Regions from separate parts of the Homo sapiens genome. Here region 2 is linked to region 1. A link is a contact called in ENCODE Hi-C data. All regions are on one chromosome and are shown on one strand. Each heading gives the region's core, a stretch centred on a gene start or an enhancer-like site at or near the end of the contact. The rest is flanking DNA. Distances are from core to core; before and after follow the strand shown. Region 1 holds the start of CTBP1 (C-terminal binding protein 1). Region 2 holds the start of BLOC1S4 (biogenesis of lysosomal organelles complex 1 subunit 4).

Region 1 (3,647 bases), core at 1,148-3,647:
AGGTGTGGCTTGACGGCCACCTCTAAGCCCCGAGGGAAGAGACTGGGCCTCTCGAGCCTGGGGCCCGTTTCCTGGAGAGCATGACTACTTCTGTCCAGGGTTCCTCCAGAAAAAATTTATTAACAGAATGATGGTTAACAGTTGCTGTCTGCTTACACTACAAATGTCCAAAGAGTGGGGGGCTCCCAGCCCTTGGGGGAGGCAGACAGGACGAGCCAGCACTTCCAATCCCACCAGGACATGGCAGGGGGCCGGCTCTGCGCCAAGCCCACAGGACTGGACCAAGGCTCGTCCCACTCATCAGAGGGACAGGACCAGCCCACAGTCCTGTGCACCCCGGGCCAAGCCTCTCCTCCCCCACTGCCACGTTCTCAGGTTAATGACAAGCGAGTAAAAGGGAAGATCCTACTCGCTGACATCCCCAACCACACGCCCACCTCTCAGAACTAACAGCTGCCCTGGTCAAGGCTGACAGGAAGAAGTGCATGTTGGGGACATGGCAGACACCCCAAAAATGGCCGGGCAGGCGGACGAGGCACCCCCAGGAGTGACCAGATGCCACCCCCAGTGCGTGTCCCTCCCAGAGCTCTGCAGAGGACGCCTGTATGGAAGCAGGTGCTCAAAGATGGGCAACAGAATCACAGAGAGCAAAAGGCGTCTGCGGAGCCGACAGCCCCAACCAGGAGCCAAACCCAGACCCCAGAGGGAGGTGGCCAGGCCCGGGCAGGCAGGGGAGACCTGGGAGGCCGGGTGCTGAGGCCCAGGGCAGAGCCACGCCCTACAAAGTTCCAGGACACAGAAAGGGGGACCCCCAAACCGCAGCTGTCATCCTCAGCTGCAACGGCAAATAGTTACCCCACGGTTCTCCCCCAACCCTGCCCCAAGCTGCAGACGGGTACACAGACGCGCAAAGGCCACGCGCTAGGAGCTCAGCGAGGACGGCCGCGGTGCGGGCCCAGCCGCCAGCGCCGTTTTCTTCCCGAGGGACGTGTGCTCCCTGCCGCGCTCCTACAGAAACGGTGGAGAGGCCGGGGAGGGGGGGGGGGCTCGGGCTCAACGGAACACCCTGCGCACCCGCCGCCTCGGCCCTAGCTCCAGGCCCTCTTGCCCCAACTCTCAGGGTTTCACCTCCCCACTCAGGGCACCGGGAAGGGCGCGACCGCCTTCCCTTTTCCCCACTGGAAGGGAATTCTGTCCCGGCAATCACGGAGACGACAGCAAAAGGGATCTGGCCCAGGCCGGGCTTCCAGACACCGGCGCCCTTGGAGGCCGCCAGAGAACGCTCCAGTCTCGGCCCGGGGCTCAGGCGCACGGACTCTGCCTTTGCAGCCGGGTCGAGGGAAAGAGAGGCTCCGCGCAGCGGCTCGGGCCGGCCCAGGACGCGGGCGCTGCAAGATGGCGATGGTGGCAAGCCCGGCGCCCGCCCGTGCTCCCTGCTTCCGCGGCCGCAGCCCGCGAGGAAGGCGCCCCGGGACCTGGGCGGGCCCAGGCAAGGGCAGGTGGGGGCGCTGGGCCGGTCCGGGACCTCGCGGAGTTCGCGGGAACGGAGACCCCGGGCCCTCCCGCGTCACCGCCGGGGGCTGCGCTTTGGGCCCGGTCTGAGGGCAGCGGCCTCCTCCACGGTCATACCCGGCACCCGCGCCCCGTCCCCTTCCCCCACAGCGCGCGGCCACGGTCGCCGGCGGCCTCCCCGCGGGAGGCGCGCTCCCGCGAGTGGCCCGGGAGCGCGCGCCCCAGGACACCCCGAGCTGCGCACGGCTCCCGCCCCATCCCGGCCCCGCAGGCCCAGCCACGGGGTCATGACCGGGGACGGGGTAGCGGCCGGGGATCGGGACCCGGGGTGCCGTCCCGGGTCCGACGGGGCTGGGGTCGGTGGAGCTGGGGGTCCGGCGGGGCAGCCCAGAGGCCCACAGGCCCTTTTGTGTCACCTGCACGGGCCGCGGGCGGGGAGAGCAGACTGCGGCGCTCGCGCACACGCAGCGGCCCGCGCATGCGCAAGACCCTTCCCGCGGTCCCGCCCCCGACCGCGGCCACGCGCGGACGCCGGCGCGCACGCGCACTCGCACACAAAGCCGGCGGCCCGCGGGCGCGCGCTCGGTCCGCCCCCGCGCCCCCCGCCCGCGCGGCACCCGCCCCGCCCCGCCCCCGCCCGCGGCCGGAAACGCGCGCGCGCGCGGCCTTACCAAGCGGCAGGCCCTTGTTGAGCAAGTGCGAGCTGCCCATCGAGAGGCGCGAGCGGCCGCGGGCCCCGACCACTCCGGCGCGCTGCGCCGCCGCGAGCCCGGCGCGTGGGGCGGCCTCGGCGCCGTCCGCTGCTCCGCCCGCCCGCCTGCGCCTGGCCGCCGCCGTGCCGAGTCTCCGCCGCGCCGCTGAGCCGCGCTCCGACGACCGCGCGGGCGGGGACACGGCGGCGCGCGCGGGCGGGGCCTCGCGGTTGGTCTCCTGGTTCCCAGCGCGGGCGGCGCACGGACTCACGCGGGCGGCTCAGGGCCCGCCCGGCCGGGACGCGGCTGCGGGGCGGGGCGGGGCGGGAGCCTGGCGGGAAGCTCGCGGGGCTGCAGCCCGGCGGAGGCCCCGGGCCTGGTGTTCCGCACGTTCTAAACCGCCTGTCCCCGAGGAAGTCGGGCAGGGTCGGGCCGGACTCAGCGCCGCTGGCGGGAGCGCCGTCCGCCCCGAGGACCCTGCGGGCCCGGAAGCCGAGACAGGGCCGCCCACGTCAGCGCCTGGCGCGGGCCCGAACGTAAATGGCGCTCCTCCGCGCCGCAGCCGCAGCCGCCCCGCTCCCTTCCCGCTCCGCCAGCTGCCGCCCTCCCGCGCTCGCTTCTCGCCCCGCGGCCTGGCCCGTGCGCCTCCGAGGCTGGCCAGGGGCACCGAGGCCGCGGGCCCCCCATCGCCCCCACCCGAGCCCTGATTTACCGTCCGAGAGCCGGCGGCACATGGGACCCCGAGAGGAGAAGCGCGCCTGCCCCAGTGCGTCCCCAGGCGGGGGAGCCCCGACTCCTGGAGGGACCGCGTCCTGCCCGGCCCGGGAAGTTCAGGGCTGGAGAACCCCTTCCCCGACCCCATTTCTCTTTTAACAAGAGTAGGGTTTGTAGCTAACCAACGTCCTGACAGCTCAGCTCTGCTTTCCCTTTAAGCATTAATATCAAAGCCCTGCCTGCTACCGGTGAAGCCCCGACCCGGGAGGGCCCGAAAGTCCCTTCAGGGAGAGGCCGCACTGGGCCTGCTCACCCAGGGGCTGCCCCTGCAGACTCTCCCGAGGGGCCCAGGGATATTCCTCGCGCCGCGAGTGGACGCTTCCATCCACCCCATGGGGAGGGCCTCTGCGCGTGGCTACTCTGAGCCCTCTGGAATGCCGAGATAGTTGCATAATTTCAGAAACCACGGCATGGAGACGGAATGATGCAGACTCCTATCCGCGAGATACCTGCTGTAATTTCGCTGTGGTTCGTGAGGACGCGTCCTGGGCTGCCCTGAGAAGCCTACGTCTCCCCTTCGAGGCCCGGGAAGACCTCCAACCCCGCTGACAATGCTGGGCCCTCAGCCAGACCTGCCCTGCGTGCCACGTTCTGTTCTAAGATCGGGCTGCCGAGCTGTGGCCTGGAGGAAACCTGGCAGGTGTCACCAGAGCTTTGGGGAGGGTGAGG
Region 2 (3,647 bases), core at 514-3,013, 5.5 Mb after region 1:
TCCAACTTGACTTTTCTTTTAGCTTAGTAATTGTAGGACCCCAAGATTTATCTTCCTTTCGCAGGTTGGAAGGAAAGAGATGCCACACTACCTTTCATGAACTAATGTCCAAATCATACATCATCACTTCTGTGTTTTTCAGTTTATTATGAGCAAATGAAGTCACTAAGTCCAGTACATACTCGACAAGAGGGAATACACAAGAGTGAGAATACCAGGAGTAAGAAATCACTGGGAGTCATCTTGAAGGCTGGCTAGCAATCACAGTTTGCCCCCTGACTACCAATTCTTCATGCCATTTTAACGTGCTAACCACACTCCCCTCTATCCAAGGTCCCCAAAAGTTACATTTTTTTAAATCTCATGTAGTTTTAGGTATTACTATCCTATTGTCACATCAGCTTTAAGTCCAGAATTTTGTCTTCTCAATAAGATCAGATGTAGATGAGGCTTTCTGAGCTTAGTTCCTTAAATTCAGCTCCTAGAGTACAATTCTTCTTGATCTGTAGACTTTTGAAACTAAGGAGACAAGTTCTCTGCCCCCATGCCTGGAATATACAGTTGTGGGGCTGGCACAGGATAATCACTACAGACCTGTTCTGCTCCACTACGACTAGATTAGCCACTGCCACTCCTGTTCAAAAAGGGGGAAATTGGAAGTACAAACAAGTTGCCAGCCCACAGTAACTCTGCCATCCAGTCTCAAGGTCTAGGACTCCATGACTCCCAGTTCCACCATCTGGGCTCCTGGTTTCATGCCCTGAGTTATACTTCCTTTTTTGTGAAATGTGGCATGTGTTTGCCAATGAGTCTTTTTCTCAGTCTGATTCCTGCTTGTACAAGTTTGGGGAGAGGGGATCCAAAGGCCTGTTCCTTTCAGTCCAATCTGCAATGTTTGTGTCAATATAATTATCTTTAAAAAACTTTATAGGTCTCCTGTGAATCTCATCGGGGTTCACTCCGTTAAACAAAAGTGCTACCTACAAATCCCTTTGAGATAAGTCCATCTCTATCTTGGGCTTCTGCTAATACTGACGAACAAGCCTTAAGCCTTCTGGAGGCCTTGTGGTTTGACTGATGGACTCTGTGAGCCACACCATTAATCTCTTTAAGGAGCTGTTAGTCTAACTGAATGGTATTCTCAGGCACCGTCTTTGCTTTTTTTTTTGAGATTTTAAAGGATTTAACCGTCACATCTCAACTTCACCTTTGTTTTTTTCTGGCAGTACCCTGGATTTGATATTTGCTTGGAAACTATTACTATTTCTTAGTTTTACGCCATTTGCAATCAGGCGAAGCTGAGGACTTTAAAAATCATCCAAAGTCGTCAAGGTCCATCCCTTTTGTGTTTCGTCTTGCTTATCTCATTTATTTTACTATAAACAGCAAAAAGAAATGAAGGACAGGAGGGAGACGTTCATGGGTGCTGGACATGTCCTACCTGTTGGTCTGGATAGAAGATGCATGGTTGTATGGATGTGTACAAAGTCATCAATGTGCACACTTAAAATGTATGCACTGTATTGTATTCCTGCTATACCTTCGCTTAAAAAAGAAAAAAAAGGTTGAATGTGAGTTCGGGCGTGAGAAAACAGCAGCGCGCATGCGTGAGCGTGAGCGCGCATGCGTGAGCGTGAGCGCGCTGGGAGGCCGGAAACAAAGGTGGATGCGCGTGAACAGACGCCCTCGCAGGCCGCCGGAAGCAAAGGCGTGAGCGCGCGTGCGTGCGTGTGCGGGTGCGTGAGCGTGAGCGCGCGGAGGCCGGAAGCGAGCGCTGCGCAGTCGGGTGGTCGCGGGCCATGGAGGGTAGCTTTTCGGATGGCGGAGCGCTGCCGGAGGGGCTCGCGGAAGAGGCCGAGCCGCAGGGCGCCGCCTGGAGCGGGGACAGTGGCACTGTTTCCCAGAGCCACAGCAGCGCCTCGGGGCCGTGGGAGGACGAGGGCGCGGAGGACGGCGCGCCGGGCCGCGACCTGCCGCTGCTTCGCCGCGCCGCTGCGGGCTACGCCGCCTGCCTGCTGCCCGGGGCCGGGGCGCGGCCCGAGGTCGAGGCCCTGGACGCGAGCCTAGAGGACCTGCTTACCAGAGTGGACGAGTTCGTGGGCATGCTGGACATGCTTCGCGGCGACTCGTCCCACGTCGTCAGCGAGGGCGTGCCGCGCATCCACGCGAAGGCCGCCGAGATGCGGCGCATCTACAGCAGGATCGACCGGCTGGAGGCCTTCGTGAGGATGGTGGGGGGCCGCGTGGCCAGGATGGAGGAGCAGGTCACCAAGGCCGAGGCCGAGCTGGGCACCTTCCCCAGGGCGTTCAAGAAGCTCCTGCACACGATGAACGTGCCCTCGCTCTTTAGCAAGTCTGCTCCCTCGAGGCCACAGCAAGCCGGCTACGAAGCCCCCGTCCTGTTTCGGACCGAAGACTACTTCCCTTGTTGCAGTGAAAGGCCTCAGCTCTGACGGCCTGACCACTGCGGCAAGAGGACCCCAGCTGGGGTGCTTACCTCCAGTATGAAGTGAATTGCAAATCCTGCTTATGGACATATATGATGTTGGAGTGTGGGATTTTAAAGTTTACTTTCTACAAACTCTCCGTAGTATATTCATGATTCAGTGTAGAATGTATAGACTTTATGTCTTCCAAGTTTAAAAAAAGAGACAGGGTCTTGGTATGTTGCCCAGACTGTTCGGAAACTCCTGGGCTCAAGTGATCCTTCCACCTCAGCCTCCCCAGTAGCTGGGACTACGGGGTCGCCACTGCACCCAGCCTGTGTCTTCCAGCTCTAATCAGAAAGCTGCTTGTCGAGGGCATGGGGAATCAAACTGAATGAACTTTTCTCTGCACTGTGGCAAAACTGTTATTTTTATGGATTTTACTAAATGGCGTTACCTTTTCAAGATTTATATGTTTGTATAATCATAAGAAAATTGAGCCATTAAAGCCTTGTTATTCAATCCTAATAGTCAGTTTTCTAGAACCTACTTTTAGGGTAAATGGTACATTATTTAATATTATATTAAACCTCCTATAGCGTGGATTGTAGACCAAAGGAAATGGTACAATTTCTGAGAATATATGTTGATTTTTTGTGACTAATTCCAAAGTTGTATTTGAAAGTATGACCTCACAGTCTTCATTTGTCCATAGCAAACATATGTGTGTGTGTGTGTATATATATATGTGGGTTGCCAATGTTTGGTTTATAATTTAAATGTTAATAGAAATTTTGAGTTTTATTGGAAATGATTTCCTTCTGAAAAGAGCTTTACGTATTTCCTTGTGTGTGTTTGAAATAGACGTACTGCTCATGTGCTTTTTTAGTAGTGGGATAAAGAAAAGGGGCTTGAGTATACCTCCTTTAGAGAGCTAATGTGAAAAGCTGTAGCTTCTATTTCAGAGCATGGTATATTTCTTTTCTTTTTTTTTTTTTTTTTTTTTTTTGAGACGGAGTCATGCTCTGTCGCCCAGGCTGGAGTGCAGTGGCGCAATCTCGGCCCACTGCAAGCTCCGCCTCCCGCGTTCACGCCATTCTCCTGCCTCAGCCTCCTGAGTAGCTGGGACTACAGGCGCCTGCCACCATGCCCGGCTAATTTTTTTTGTATTTTGTATTTTTTTTTAGTAGAGACGGGTTTTCACTGTGTTAGCCAGGATGG

Evidence for each region. A loop is a pair of places that touch in the nucleus more often than their neighbours do. Pooled maps may share reads with other maps.
Region 2: a loop to region 1 is called in a pooled map, with 29 times the contacts of the local background. The contact joins the promoter of BLOC1S4 here to the promoter of CTBP1 in region 1. A Hi-C loop is called at or near these places in 2 of 37 single-sample maps with no recorded cell type and 5 of 50 pooled maps.

The regions. Positions count from the first base shown.
Region 1 is chr4:1,246,733-1,250,379 of GRCh38, forward strand. It overlaps CTBP1 (C-terminal binding protein 1), which reads right to left and starts at 2,398. Exons shown (of 10, transcript NM_001012614.2): 1 at 2,184-2,398. It overlaps CTBP1-DT (CTBP1 divergent transcript), which reads left to right and starts at 2,708. Exons shown (of 2, transcript NR_033339.1): 1 at 2,708-2,740; 2 at 3,379-3,647. RefSeq lists silencers at 1,287-2,006, 2,177-3,106 and enhancers at 3,477-3,526, 3,587-3,647.
Region 2 is chr4:6,714,411-6,718,057 of GRCh38, forward strand. It overlaps BLOC1S4 (biogenesis of lysosomal organelles complex 1 subunit 4), which reads left to right and starts at 1,764. Exons shown (of 1, transcript NM_018366.3): 1 at 1,764-3,254. The coding sequence starts at 1,800. The coding sequence ends at 2,453. RefSeq lists enhancers at 1,484-1,683, 2,166-2,805 and a silencer at 1,964-2,013.